Regions from separate parts of the Homo sapiens genome. Here region 2 is linked to region 1. A link is an interaction called in ENCODE POLR2A ChIA-PET data of the cell type or tissue named here. Cell type or tissue: OCI-LY7. All regions are shown on one strand.

The links. ChIA-PET counts read pairs that join two places held together with the same protein. Peaks named below come from ENCODE experiments on the same cell type or tissue, not always from the same donor. Only the 100,000 strongest peaks of a DNase experiment are listed, where the experiment ranks them.
Region 2: POLR2A ChIA-PET joins it to region 1 with 12 read pairs; 4 of 35 experiments call an interaction of 5 or more read pairs at or near these places.

Annotation. Positions count from the first base shown.
Region 1 is chr17:37,588,370-37,596,369 of GRCh38, reverse strand. It overlaps SYNRG (synergin gamma), which reads left to right. Exons shown (of 22, transcript NM_007247.6): 3 at 26-147. Among named protein-coding and RNA genes, the nearest start is that of SYNRG, 17 kb to the left of the region's middle. RefSeq lists enhancers at 6,267-6,766, 6,767-7,268. In OCI-LY7, no CTCF peak of the experiment used is centred here; no DNase peak of the experiment used is centred here.
Region 2 is chr17:37,778,210-37,786,209 of GRCh38, reverse strand. No RefSeq gene overlaps it. Among named protein-coding and RNA genes, the nearest start is that of HNF1B, 37 kb to the right of the region's middle. In OCI-LY7, no CTCF peak of the experiment used is centred here; a DNase peak (open chromatin) is centred at 3,579.

The DNA.
Region 1 (8,000 bases):
TTTAATAATGTCTTTATATTTTCAGCAGGCCTGATGCCGATGCAGCAACAAGGATTTCCTATGGTCTCTGTCATGCAGCCTAATATGCAAGGCATTATGGGAATGAATTACAGCTCTCAGATGTCCCAAGGACCTATTGCTATGCAGGTACTTGCTTCTTTAGTTGGTTTCTTACAAAGTTATTGTTTGTTGTTACGTTTATATATCAAGAGCTACAGGCTAAGAGCTTAATGTTACAATTAGAAATAAGCATAAATAAATGGCTTCCTTCAAACTAAAATGAAGATGTGTTCACCCTCCAAGAGTGAGGGAAAAGGCTAGGTGCAGTGGCTCATGCCTGTAATCCCAGCACTTTGGGAGGCCAAGGCGGGCAGATCACTTGAGGTCAGGAGTTCGAGACCAGCCTGGCCAACATGGTGAATCCCTGTTTCTACTAAAAATACAAAAATTACCTGGGCGTGGTGGCATGTGCCTGTAGTCCCAGCTACTCGGGAGGCTGAGGCAGGACAATCCCTTAAACCCGAGAGGTGGAGGTTGCAGTGAGCCAAGATCATGCCACTGTACTCCAGCCTGGGCAACAAAGTGAGACTCCCGTCTCAAAAAAAAAAAAAAAGGCCAGAGGAAAAAAAGGTTTTTGCTTTTGTACTATTAACAGCTATCTTGAAGGCCATATACTGTATTTCTTTTTTACCTAATACTTTACTTATTTTTGCTTTTTTCAACTTATATTTTAGATTCAGGGGGCACGTTTGTAGGTTTGTTACACTAATATGTTGTGTGATGCTGAGGGTTGGGGTATGATGGAACCCATCACCCAGGTAGTGAGCATAGTACCAACAGGTAGTTTTTCAACCCTTCCCCCACTTTCTCCCGTCTTGTAGTCTCCAATGTCTGTCGAGCCTGTCTTTATGTCCATGTGCACCCAGTGTTTAGCTCCCACTTGTGAGAACATGCAGTATTTGGTTTTTTGTTTCTGCGTTAGTTTACTTATTTACCTAATACTTTAACATTTTCTATTTCTGTGTGTTTTGTTATACAGTATATACTTTTATACAGTAACACATGTATATAACTTATAAATAAGTGATATTAGGACTTCATGACCAGAATTTTAAGTTGAAACCATTGTTGTTTTGAAGTCGATTATGCAAATAAAGCTTCTGTTTTGTGTTTAAAGGGTCAGGAAAACTTCCAGTGTCATTTTTTATCTGTCTCTAGAAGGAAGGGAATACATTGAAATTGTGTAGGTTTTTAATTCATGTTAAGCTAGCTTTCACTAGGGTGTGCTGCAGAAACAGTCCCCAGATCTCAGTGACTTAGAAAAGTTTATTCCTCACTCGTGATACATATCCTTATGGGTTAGTGCTGACTCTGCTCCATGTTTTCTTTATCCTAAGACCCTCAGCCAGGACATCCTAGGCTCTTGGCATAGGAAAAAGAGATGGCCAAACCCTGTGATGTCTTTTAAAGCTAACACTTGGAGGTAGCATTTATTAGTCACTTCTGCTCACCAAAGTAATGTGGCCTTAACATCAATAGGGGAGGAATATACCAGGACGAATGTAAACCACATAGGGATGTGTAGTTCTCTTAGAATAAAGGTAGCAAATGGCTGGGAGCAGTGGCTCACACCTGTAATCCCAGCACTTTGGGAGGCTGAGGTGGGCAGATCATGAGTTCAGGAGATCGAGACCAGCCTGACCAACATGGTGAAACCTCGTCTCTACTAAAAATACAAAAATTAGCCGGGCGTGGTGGTGCATGCCTGTAATCCCAGCTACTCAGGAGGCTGAGCAGGAGAATCGCTTGAACCCAGGAGGCAGAGGTTGCAGTGAGCTGAGATTGCGCCACTGCACTCCCGCCTGGGCGACAGAGTGAGATTCCATCTCAAAAAAAAAAAAAAAAAAGAAGAAGAAAGGCAGCAAATAACTAAAAACAATCTACCATAGAATACAATGTATTTTAAATTAAGACTTCCTAAGCTTAATACTGAATCTTAATAACAATTGATACAAATTTTAAATCATTAATTTTTATTTTAATATTAAATATTAATTAAAATAATTAATATTGTAATTAATATAATTAAAATTAATATTATTGTAATTAATATAATTAAAATAATTAATATTGTAATTAATATAATTAAAATAATTAATATTGTAATTAATATAATTAAAATAATTAATATTGTAATTAATATAATTAAAATAATATTCATAAACATTATTTTATGACTTACACAATTATCTGAAAAATGTTTTTAGAGTTTGAAACAACCAAAAACAGTAAGAGTCTCTAATATGCAGAACAATAAGAAAAAAGTAAACTATGAGAGTTGTTAGTACCTTAATAATGTCCCTGAATATCAGAAGCTTGTGTATTAATGATTCTAAGACAAAGCAGCCAAAGTCTTTTTCTTTAACCTTTAATCTTGCTGACAGGCATTATACTGTTTGGAAGCTGCTCACCATTTTTTTTTTTTTTTTTTGAGAGGGAGTTTTGTTGCCCAGGCTGGAGTGCAATGGCACGATCTCGGCTCACTGCAACCTCCGCCTCCCAGGTTCAAGCGATTCTCCTGCCTCAGCCTCCCAAGTAGCTGGTATTACAGGCATGTGCCACCACGCCCGGCTAATTTTGTATTTTTAGTAGAGATGGGGTTTCGCCATGTTGACCAGGCTGGTTTCAAACCCCTGACCTCAGGTGATCTGCCTGCCTCGGCCTCCCGAAGTGCTGGGATTATAGGCATGAGCCACCACACCTGTCCGCCACTCACCATTTTTTAAGGAGAAAAACATCCAGATTTTATTTCCCCCCACCCCGAAACTCAATAGCCCTAACCAATCAGGGACATACATGAAGCAAACCCATTGTTCCTTTAGTTATCTCTTAAGTCTTTGGAGATAAAAGTGATGATTCAGATAAAAGTCAACATAAAAAAATTTAGTCTTTTTTTTGAGACAGAGTCTGGCTCTGTTGCCCAGGCTGGAGTGCAGTGGTACAATCTCGGCTCACTGCAACTTCTGTCTCCTGGGTTCAAGCGATTCTCCTGCCTCAGCTTCCCAAGCAGCTGGGATTACAGGTGCATGCCACCACATCTGGCTCATTTTTGTATTTTTAGTAGAGACAGCATTTCATAGTGTTGGCCAGGCTGGTCTTGAACTCTTGACCTCAAGTGATCCACCCGCTTTGGCCTCTCAAAGGGCTGGGATTACAGGTGTGAGCCATCGCGCCGGCCAGAAATTTAGTCTTGATTATTATTATATTATTATTGATTATTATAATCTCTCCCTTCCCCAAAACACATAAAAAGAAAACACTCCTCATGATGTACAATACATTTTAAAATTATTATTCTGAAGCATTTCAAACATCTAGGCAAGTTTAGAGCACATGATGGACATGTGTAAACCTGTTGCAAACTGTTGTGTTATTGTAAGAAATAATAGAAATCCTTTGCCCAGTTCCCCTATTGGTAAAACTTGTAGAAATATAGTAACACAACCAGCATATGGACATTGGCACAGCTGAGATACAGAACATTTCCATCTCCCCAAGGATCTCCTCACATTGTCCTTTTGTAGCTGTATTCACTTCCTTCCTGCCCCACCTTACTCCTTTTGCATTCACTAGTGTGTTCCCCATTTCTATAATTTTGTGTTTTCAAAAATGTTATATAAATTGAATCATTAACCTTTTGGGTTTGGCGTTTGTCGCTTAGAATAATCCCTTCAGATTCATCCAAATTGTTGCATGTATCAGTAGTTCATTTTTTTTATAATCGATGAGTAATAGTCCATGGTGTGGATGTATGACAGTTTGTTTAACCTTTTGCTCACTGAAGGACATCAGAGTTGTTTACAATTTTTGGCTATTACAAATAAAGGTTTTTGCGTGAACATATGTCCTCATTTCTTGGGATAAACGCCCAAGAGTGCAATTACTGGGTTGCATGGTATTGCATTTTCAGTTTTTTAAGATGCTGCCAAACTTTTTTCCAGAGTAGCTGTACTATTTTACATTCCCACCGGCAATGTATCAGAGGTTCAATTATACTGCATCCTTACCTGCATTTAGTGTCATTATTTTTTGTTTAGCCATTCTCACAGGTACGTTGTAATATCTCATGGTTTTAATTTGCATGGTTTTAATGTGCAGATGGTGTTGAGCATCTTTTCATTTGTTTATTTACCATCATTACATTTTCTTCAGAGAAATGCCTTTTCATAGCTTCTGACCATTTTCTAATTGCATTTTTTGGTATTACTATTGAATTTTGAGAGTTCTTTATATCTTTTAGGTACTAGTCCTTTGTCAGATATGTGGTTTACAAGTATTTTCTTCTTGTCTTTAGCTTGTCTTTTCACCCTCTTAACGGGGTCTTTTACAGAGCAAAAGTTCAATTTCGATGAAATTTAATTTACCAGTTTTTCCTATTATGGATCATGCATTGGTATAACTCTAAGAGTTCATTGCCTTGCCCTAGATTCTGAAGATTTTCTCCTATTTTTTTCTAAAAGTTTTATAGTTTTAATTTAAGTCCGTGATCCATTTTAAGTTAATTTTTGTGTAAGATCTAAGACTTAGATTGAGGTTGTTTTTTATCTCTCTCTTTTTACCTATGCAAGTGTGATTGCCCCAGCAACATTTGTGGAAAAAGCTATTCTGCTTCCATTGAAATGCTTTCACATTTTTGTCAAAAATCAGTTGGGCATGCTTGTATGGATCTTTCTCTAGGTTCTCTGTTCTGTTCTATTGTTTTATGTATATGCCTGTTCCTTCACCAATAACACAGTCTTCATGACGGTAGCTATACGATAAGGTTGATTCCTCCTACATTCTTCTTCTTTTCAAAATTTAACTATTCTGGTTCCTCTGTCTTTCCATATTAATTTTGGGATAGTCTTGTCTATCTTTGGAAAAACTCTTGCTGGAGTTTTGATAGGCATTGTGTTAAACCTCTGTATGAATTTAGGGAGAATTGATGTCTTCCAACATATCAATATGAGATGTCTTTTCATTTGTTTAGATCTTTGGTTTCTTCTATCAGAAGACTGTGTAAACTATCATTTACATAGTTTTCAGCATAAAAGTCACATCCATGTTTGGTTAGATTTACATCTAAATATTTTGATTTTTTGAGTAATTATAATGGCGTTTTTTAAATGTCAGTGTTCACATATTCATTGCTAGTATATAGAAATACAATTGATTGTTTATGTTTGTTTTATATCCTTCAACCTTACTGAACTCATTTTATTAGCTCTGGGAATTTTTTTGTGGATTCCATGGGATTTTTTAATATGGGTAGTCATGTCCTACCTTTATCAGATTTTAATATGCCACGTTTGTTTTACATTTTTTTAAAGAATTGAAAAATACTTTCCTTCCTCTCCTTCCTCAGAAGTTGTTATCACTATCATGAATTCGGTGTTTATAGTTCTCGTATGTATTTTTATACTACTCTGTCGCCCAGGCTTGGAGTGCAGTGGCGCGATCTCGACTCACTGCAGACTCCGCCTCCTGGGTTCAAGCAATTCTCCTGCCTCAGCATCCCTAGTACCAGGGATTACAGGTGTCCGCCACCTTGCCCAGCTAATTTTTGTATTTTAGTAGAGATGGGGTTTCACCATGTCGGCCAGGCTGGTCTCGAACTCCTGACCTCAAGCAATCCACCCACCTCTGCCTCCCAAAGTGCCGGGATTACAGGCATGAGCCACTGCGCCTGGCCATATTTTTATACTTGTATTATTTTATATATTTGTATACTCATGAGCAATATATCATATTTCCTAGGTTTTAAATTTTACGTATGTACCCTTCAAATTCTTGACTTTTTAATTTATGCCAAGTTCATTCATAGTAGCTGCTGTGTGGTATTTCATAGAGTGAATATATGTTGTTCTATTGACAGACATTTAAATTGCTTCTAATGTTTTGCTGTTTTGATTTAATTGATTTCTGAGTGTTCATTATATATTCTAGATTCTAATCCTTTGTAGTTACATGTGTTGCCAGTATCTTCTGCTAGTTGTTGGCATCTCTTAATTTTGTTTATAGTGTCATGTTGTGTCAAAATTAAGACAGATGGATAAATCATTTCTTTTTTTTTCTGACTTATCTAAGACATTCTTCCCTACCTGTATCTTCTTATTTAAAAAAAGTTAAGTTTCTTTTCTTTTCTTTTCTTTTTTTTTTTTTTGAGACAGAGTCTCGCCCTGTCGCCCAGGCTGGAATGTGGCGCAATCTCAGCTCACTGCAGCTGCCGCCTCCCGGGCTCAAGTAATTCACCTGCCTTAGCCTCCAGAGAAGCTGGGACTACAGGCATGCCCCATCATGCCTGGCTAATTTTTGTATTTTTAGTAGAGATGGGATTTTACCATGTTGTCCAGGCTGATCTGGAACTCCTGGCCTCAAGTGATCTGCCTGCCTCAGCCTCCCAAAGTGCTGGGATTACATGTGTGAGCCAATGCGCCCGGCCTGTCTTTTCAAATTAAGTCTCTAACCTACCTAGAATTGTTCTTTAGAATCAGTGTGTGGTAGAAGGATGTAATTTTATTATGTTCCATTGTAGTCAGTTGTTCCCAAATCATTTATAAATAGCCTTTTTTTTTTTCCTTTTTGAGTCAGAGTCTTGCTGTCGCCCAGGCTGGAGTGTGGTGACGCGATCTTGGCTCACTGCATGCTCTGCCTCCCGGGTTCACACCGTTCTCCTGCCTCAGCCTCCCGAATAGATGGGACTACAGGCGCCCGCCACCACGCCCGGCTAATTTTTTGTATTTTAGTAGAGATGGGATTTCATCGTGTTAGCCAGGATGGTCTTGATCTCCTGACCTGGTGATCCGCCCACCTCGGCCTCCCAAAGTGCTGGAATTACAGGCGTGAGCCACCGCGCCCGGCCCTAAATAGCCCATTTTTAATTTATTGATTTCTATGATTATTCCTGTAATATCACATTTCTTTATATGCTTTGGATTAATTTCTGAGCTCATGTATTTGTCCCATTGCTGTATCTGTCTTTCCTTGCATCAGTAAATATCTTATGCCTTAATTATCTAGCCTGAAATAAGCATTGATACCTGGTAGTATGGATCATCCTTCTTCTTTTACAGAATTATAGCTGATTCGTGGTCCTTGCCCTTCAGTATAATTTTAAGATCAACTTGTCAAAACACTGTTGGGGCTCTGACTGAAGTGGACACTTTTACTCTTTTAGTCTTAACTGTCATACTATACTTCTCAACTTATTGAAATCTTAAGTGCCATCAGTAGTTTATCAAATGTATCTCAGATTTCTGAGTTCTTTCTTTTGTTATGTCATCCATTCAGTATATAATTAAAGACTAGTATCTCTTAACCTTTTAGTTTATTTAGGTTTCAAAAGTCTGTTAAAAGTTAGACAGTCCCTCCTTTCCAGGTGTAGGGGAAACACAAAATGCCATTTAGTAAATTTGAATGTTCCTCAAGAAAGGAGTTTGTAAATAAGAAGGCAATATGCATAACACCTTTCTTTCTTTCATTCTTTATTATTTTTGTAGAATACTTTGCCTTATTTTTAATCTCTATGATTTGGGTAGTTTCTTTTGTATTTTATATACTTTGGGTGAAATGAGTAAAAAAAAAAAAAAGAATAATTCTAGGACTGTGATACTAATTTTTAGCAGCAAGAGATCAATACTATGATTTAAAATAAGTATACACAGCTATCTCCACCCAAGATTTAGAATAGAGAATGTTAGCAATAAACCAATATTGTGTGTAACTCCAGTTGTACAGTGCTAGAAACCCTCCAAAGGCATTCCAAGCTGGCTGGGCGTGGTGGCTCATGCCTGTAATCCCAGCACTTTGGGAGGCCAAGGTGGGTGGATCACTTGAGGTCAGGAATTCGAGACCAGCCTAGCCAACCTGGTGAAACCCCATCTCTACTGAAAATACAAAAATTAGTTGGGTGTGGTGGCACATGCCTGTAGTCTCAGCTACTTGGGAGGCTGAGGTGGGAG
Region 2 (8,000 bases), 190 kb before region 1:
TCAATCCTTTGTTGTCATTTCAACAACGTTCACGGCATCTTCACCAGGAGTGGATTCCATCTCAAAAAACTACTTTCTTTGCTCATCTGTAAGAACCAACTCCTCATCTGTCAAAGTTATATCATGAGAATCCAGGAATATGACACAAAGGTGGAATAGACATTAATTTTGTGCATTCTTTGGGACCCATGCACACGTATGTTTATTGCGGCACTATTCACAATAGCAAAGACTTGGAACCAACCCAAATGTCCAACAATGATAGACTGGATTAAGAAAATGTGGCACATATACACCATGGAATACTATGCAGCCATAAAAAATGATGAGTTCATGTCCTTTGTAGGGACATGGATGAAGCTGGAAAACATCATTCTCAGCAAACTATCTCACGGACAAAAAACCAAACACCGCATGTTCTCACTCATAGGTGGGAATTGAACAATGAGAACACTTGGACACAGGAAGGGGAACATCACACACCGGGGCCTGTCATGGGGTTGGGGGATGGGGGAGGGATAGCATTAGGAGATATACGTAATGTTAAATGACGAGTTAATTGGTGCAGCACACCAACATGGCACATGTATACATATGTAACAAACCTGCACATTGTGCACATGCACCCTAAAACTTAAAGTATAATTTAAAAAAAAAAGAAAGGAAAAAAAACCCCTCCCCTCCAAAAACTTGTGCTTTCTTTGGTAATTTTTTTTTGTTTTTTGTAACTACAAAGCTTTGCTACAATTTTATGCATTTCATTCAAGTCAGTGATGTGTGTTTGTATAATTTCCACAACATAATTGTTGATCATAAAAATGTAACATCATAATTACATTTCTAACTAGAATTAGTATGTCTAGTTTTGTATCTTTATGCTATATTTTTTATTTTATTTTATTTTAAGTTCCGTAATACATGTGCAGGATGTGCAGGTTTGTTGCATACATAAATGTGTGCCATGGTGGTTTGCTACACCTATCAAACCATCACCTAAGTATTAAGCCCTGCATGCATTAGCTATTTTTCCTGATTCTCTCCCTCCCCCACCCCCGAACAGGCCCCAGTGTGTGTTGTTCCCCTTCCTATGTCCATGTGTTCTCACTGTTCACCTCCAACTTATAAGTGGAAATATGCAGTGTTTGGTTTTTCGTTCCTGTGTTAGTTTGCTGAGGATAATGGCTTCCGGCTCCATCCATGCCACTGCAAAGGACATGATCTCATTCCTTCTTATGGCTGCATGATATTCCATGGTGTATATGTACCACATTTTCTTTATCCGGTCTACCACTGGGTTGGTTACACATCTTTGCTATTGTGAATAGTGCTGCAATGGACATATGTGTGCATGTATCTTTGTAATCGAATGATTTATATTCGTTTGGGTACATACCAAGTAATGGGATTGCTGGGTCAAACGGCATTTCTGGTTCTAGGTCTTTGAGGAATTGCCATACTGTCTTCCACAATGGTTGAACTAATTTACATTTCCACCAACAGTGTAAAAGTGTTCCTATTTCTCCACAGCCTCACCAGCATCTACTGTTTCTTGACTTTTTAATAATCGCCATTCTGGCTGGCGTGAGATGGTATCTCACTGTGGTTTTGATTTGCATTTCTCTAATGATCAGTAATGTTGACCCTTTATTTTTATGTTTGTTGGCCATATAAATGCCTTCTTTTGGGAAGTGTCTGTTCATGTCCTTTGCTCACTTGTTAATGGGGTTGTTTTTTTCTTGTAAACTTAAGTTTCTTGTAGATTCGGAATATTAGACCTTTGTCAAATGGATAGATTGCAAAAATTTTCTCCCATTCTATAGGTTGTCTGTTCACTCTGATGATAGTTTCTTTTGCTATGCAGAAGCCCTTTAGTTTAATTAGATCCCATTTGTCAATTTTTGCTTAGACTCCCACACAATAATAGTGGGAGACCTTAACACCTCACTGCCAATATTAGACAGATCATCAAGACAGAAAATTAACAAAATATTCAGGACTTGAACTCAGCTCTGATCAAGTGGACCTGACAGATATCTACAGAACTCTTCACCCAAAAGCAACAGAATATACATTCTTGGCACCACATGGCACTTACTATAAAATCGATCACATAGTTGGAAGTAAAACACTCCTCAGCAAATGCAAGAGAGCTGAAATCATAACAAACAGTCTCTCAGACCACAGCACAATCAAATTAGAACTGAAGATTAAGAAGCTCACTCAAAACCACACAACTACATGGAAATTGAACAGCCTGCTCCTGAATGATACCCGGGTAAATAATGAAATTAAGGCAGAAATCAAGAAGTTCTTTGAAACCAACGAGAACAAAGAGATAACATGCCAGAATCTCTGGGATGCAGCTAAAGCAGTGTTAACAGAGAAATTTATAGCACTAAATGCTATAACACAAAAAGGTAGAAAGATCTCAAATTGACAATCTAACATCACAGCTAAAAGAACTAGAGAGCCAAGAGCAAACAAACCCCAAAGCTGGCAGAAGACAAGAAATAACCAAGATCAGAGCAGAACTGAAGGAGATAGAGATATAAAAAAACCCTTCAAAAAATCTACAAATCTAGGAGCTGATTTTTTGAGGGGAAAAAAAAAAAACCTGCTAGCTAGACTAATAAAGAAGAAAAGAGAGAAGAATCAAATAGACACAAAAAAAAATGATAGAGGGGATATCACCACTGACCCCACAGAAATACAACCATCAGATAATATTAAGAACACCACTATGCAAATAAACTAGAAAATCTACAAGAAATGGATAAGTTCCTGGACACATACACTCTCCCAAGACTGAACCAGGAAGAAGTTGAATCCCTGAATAGACCAATAACAAGTTCTGAAATTGAGGCAATAATTAATAGACTACCAACCAAAAAAAGCCCAGGACCAGACGGATTTACAGCTGAATTCTACCAGAGGTACAAAGAGGAGCTGGTACCATTTCTTCTGAAACTATTCCAAACAATTGAAAAGGAGGGACTCCTCTCAAACTTATTTTATGAGGCCAGTGCCATTCTGATACCAAAACCTGGCAGAGATACAACAAAAAAAGAAAACTTCAGGCCAATATCCCTCATAAACATTGATGCAAAAATCCTCAATAAAATACTGGCAAGCCGAATCCAGCAGCACATCAAAAAGTTTATCCACCACGATCAAGTCAGCTTCATCCCTAGGATGCAAGGCTGGTTCAACATATGCAAATCAATAAACATAATTCATCACATAAACAGAACTAAAGACAAAAACCACATGATTATCTCAATAGATACAGAAAAGGCCTTCCATAAAATTCAACATCCCTTAGTGTTAAAAACTCTCAATAAGCTACGTATTGATGGGACATACATCAAGACAATAAGAACCATTTATGACAAACCCACAGCCAATATCATACTGAATGGGCAAAAGTTGGAAGCATTCTCCTTGAAAACCAGCACAAGACAAGGATGCCCTCTCTCACCCTCCTATTCAACATAGTATTGGGAGTTCTAGCCAGGGCAATCAGGCAAAAGAAAGAAAGAAAGCGTATTTGAATAGGAAAAGAGGAAGTCAAACTGTCTCTGTTCACAGATGACATGATCCTATATCTAGAAAACCCCATCTTCTTAGCCCAAAAGCTCTCAAGCTGATAAGCAACTTCAGTGAAATCTTAGGATAAAAAATCAATGTGCAAAAATCACAAGCATGCCTATACACCAAGAATAAACAAGCAGAGAGCCAAATCATGAAAGAACTCTCATTCACAATTGCTACAAAGAGAATAAAATACTTAAGAATGCAATTAACAAGGGAAGTGAAGGACCTCTTCAAGGAGAACTACAAACCACTGCTCAAGGAAATCACAGAGGACACAAAGAAATGGAAAAACATTCTATGCTCATGGATAGGCAGAATCAATATCGTGAAAATGGCCATACTGCCCAAAGTAATTTATAGATTCAATGCTATTCCCATTAAATGACCATTGACATTCTTCACAGAATTAGAAAAAAAAAAACTACCTTTTATGCTGCATTTTAACACTTTGTATTACTTAGGTTATTTTGTTTTGGTTAAAAAGGCTCAAGTAGAAAAAGCAATCCAATCCGTATTAAGACAATGTAAAAACTGTAAATAAAATGTGTACAGAGAATTGTCTTTTAGGCAACTAGATTTGTCCTTTTATTTCTCCATCTCTATAGAAACAATTCGTACCTCTTATTGCAAGGTACAATTGCAAGGCAGTCTCTATTGTGTCTTCTTTTGCGGTGTCTTCCATGTGAACAGCATAAGCTTGGAGCACCAGTTTGATTATTATGTTTATTACAATTTGTAATAAATTGAGAAGATAGTATCATATATATTGAGAAGATAGTATCATATATATCATGAGATTGCAGCAATTCAGTCGCATCTTCAGGCTCCACTGTTTTTTTAGAAGCAGGGAGGAGGGAACAGGCTCCATTTCTAATTCTGGTTCTCTTGCTATTTTCACCACATCTGCAGTGACTTCCCCCACTGAAGTCATGCATAAGGGTTGGAATCAACTTCTTCCAAATTCTTGTTAATGTTGATATCTTGACCCTGACCTATGAATCATAAATGTTCTTAATGACATCTAGAACGATGAATCCTTTCCAGAAGGTTTTCAATTTACTTTGCCCAGATCCATCAGAGAAACCACTATCTATGGCTGTATAGCCTTATGAATGTATTTCTTAAATAATAAGATTTGAGAGTCAAAATTACTCCTTGATCCACAGACTACAGAATGGATGTTGTATTAGCAGGCATGAAAACAACATTCATCTCCTCGTACATCTCCATTAGCGTTATTGGGTAACCAGGTGCGTTGTCAATGAGCAGTAATATTTTGAAAGGGATCTTTTTTTCTGAGCAGTAGTTTTCAACAGTGGGCTTAAAATATTCAGTAAACCATGCTGTAAACAGATGTCCTGTCATCAGGCTTTGTTATTCCATTTCTAGAGCACAAGCAGAGTAGGGTTAGCATATTTCTTAAAAGTCCTAGGACTTTTGAAACAGTCAGTGAGCTCGAATGCTCATGCCTGTAATCCCAGCACTTTGGGAGGCCAAGGTGGGTGGATCATGAGGTCTGGAGTTCAAGACCAGCCTGGCCAAGGTGGTGAAACCCCGTCTCTACTAAGAACTACAAAAAATTACCCGGGCGTGGTGGCAGGGGCCTGTAATCCCAGCTACTCAGGAGCCTGAGGCAGGAGAATTGCTTGAACCTGGGTGGCAGAGGTTGCAGTGAGCCGAGATTGCACCGCTACACTCCAGCCTGGGCAACAGAGTGAGACTCTGTCACAAAAAAAAAAAAAAGAAAGAAAGAAAAAAAAAGAGTCAATGAGCATTGGCTTCAACTTAAAGTCACCAACTCCATTAGCCTCTAACAAGAGAGTCAGCCTGTCCTTTGAAGCTTTGAGGCCAGGTATTGACTTCTTTCTAGCTATGAAAGTCCCAGGTAGCATCTTCTTCTAATAGAAGGCTGCTTGGTCTACACCGAAAATCTGTTGCTTAGTGTAGCCGCCTTCCTCAGCGATCTTAGCTAAATATCCTGGATAACTTGCTTCAGCTTCTACATCAGCACTTACTGCTTCTCTTGCACTTTTATGTTATAGAGATGATTTCTTTCCTTAAATCTCATCAACCAACCTCTGCTAGCTTAAAAGAAAATATTTTGCAGCCTCCTCACCTCTCTCTGCCTTCATAAATTTGAAGAGAATAAGGGCCTTTCTCTGGCCCTGGCTAAGTCTTTGGCTTAAGGGAATATAGTGGCTGGTTTGATTCTCTATTGCCATCACCCAAGCTTTCTGCATATCAGCAATAAAGCTGTTTCCCTTTCTAATCATGCATGTGTCCACTGGAGTAGCACTTTCCATTTCCTTCAAGAACTTTTCTTTGCCTTCACAACTCAGCTATCTGTTTGGTGCAAGAGGCCTAGCTTTCAGTCTAGCTCGGCTTTCACATGCCTTCCTCACTAAGCTTAAGCGTTTCTAGCTTTTGATTTAAAAAGAGAGATGTGCAACTCTTCCTTTCACTTGAACACTTTGAGGCCACTGCAGGGATTATTAGTTGGCCTGATTTCAATATATTGTGTCCCAGGGAATAGGGTGGCCCGAGGAGTGGGAGAGAGATGGGGGGACACCTGGTCGGTGGAGGAATCAGAACACACATATTTATCGATTAAGTTTGCTATCCTATATGGTGAGGTTTGTGGTGCCCCAAAACAATGACAATAGTTAACATCAAAGATCACCGATCACAGATCAACATAATATATATAATAATATGAAAAAGTTAGAAATATTGCAAGCATTACCAAAATGTGACCCTGAGACAAAAAATGAGCATATGCTGTTGGAAAATTGGCACCAATAGCATTGCTCAATGCAGGGTTGCCAAAAACCGTGCATTTGTTTAAAAAAAAAATGACTCAGTATACAAGAAGCACAATAGAATGAGGTATTGCTTTGCTTAGCCTCATTCTCAGCCCTGCCCCACCCACTACTGGACTATAAGCTTTTGAAGACAGAAGCTTTTGTTTATCTATTTTTGTATTGGGCACAGCATAGTACCTGGCATCAAGCGCGTGTTCAGAAATTTTAAGTTTCCTCCAATTAGAATCATTATGGTTAATGATATTTGTGAATTTACTTCTACCATTTTATTTTGTGTTTTCTTTTTATCTTTACTTCTTTTCTCCTCTTTTTATTTTTATTTTTTGCATTCTACCAATTGATCACATTATTCTTCTTCGTTGGTTTGAAAATTTTACGTTCCATTTCTACTCTTTTAGTGGGAACCCTTAAATTTTTCATATAAATACTTGTCCTAATTAGTCTAAAGTTAATCAATATCTCTAATGACTTTTCCCAAAATATAAAACCTTAGGACACTTTAATTTGCCCTTGTCAAATGTCTACTGTGTCCTAGTAATTTAGTTTCATCTTATTTTTAAACCCACCAAAATTACTCTTTTAACAAATTTTTATAGTCCAGGTATAGTGGTGCATGCCTATAATCCCAGCACTTAGAGAGGCCGAGGTGGGAGGATTGCTTGAGCCCAGGATTTTGAGACCAGCCTGGGCAACATAGGGAGACCCCATCTCTACAAAAGATAAAAAAATAAGCCAGGCTTGGTGGCCCATGCCGCTTGTCCCAGCTACTCAAGAGGCTGAAGTACGAGCACATCCCTACATATACATCTTGGGTGCCTGGGGTTCTGGGTTTTTTTTTTTTTTTTTTTTTTTTGAGACAGAGTCTCTCTCTGTTGCCCAGTCTGGAGTGCAGTGGCACGATCTCGGCTCACTGCAACCTCTGCCTCCTGGATTCAAGTGATTCTCTTGCCTCAGCCTCCTGAGTAGCTGGGATTACAGGCATCCGCCACCACACCCAGCTAACTTTTATATTTTTAGTAGAGATGAGGTTTCGCCATGTTGGCCAGCCTGGTCTCGAACTCCTGACCTCAGGTGATCAGCCTGCTTCAGCCTTTCAAACTGCTGGGATTACAGGCGTGAGCCACTGTGCCCAGCATGTGCCCGTTCTGCATTTCTAACAAGCTCCCAGATAATGCCAGTGCTGCTGGTCCATGGACCACGTTTGACCAGCAAGGGTCCAATACAACCAGACACTGTGTTATGAACATTGGCAATGTGGGGGTTGGAGATGGTGAGTTTAAAAAGAACAACAAAGTTTTAGAAAGGAACACCCAGACTCTCAAAGCTCAGCTTTAGTGACTACAGGAAAATACACTACAGTTATGGTGGAGGGTTGCCTGTTCATACATATTATTCTAGGTGCACAGGAAAAGGAAGAACAAATTATTTCCCTGTGTGAACCACAGAAAAGGACCCCCCTGATATATTTCTTTGCATTCCAGCCACTTCCCTCCTTAGTGACTAATGCCAACATTTTTTTTCCTGAGTTCTGAAGCAAAACTACGCCAAGGCCACCTCCTTAAGTCACACCTCCTTATGGGCAGG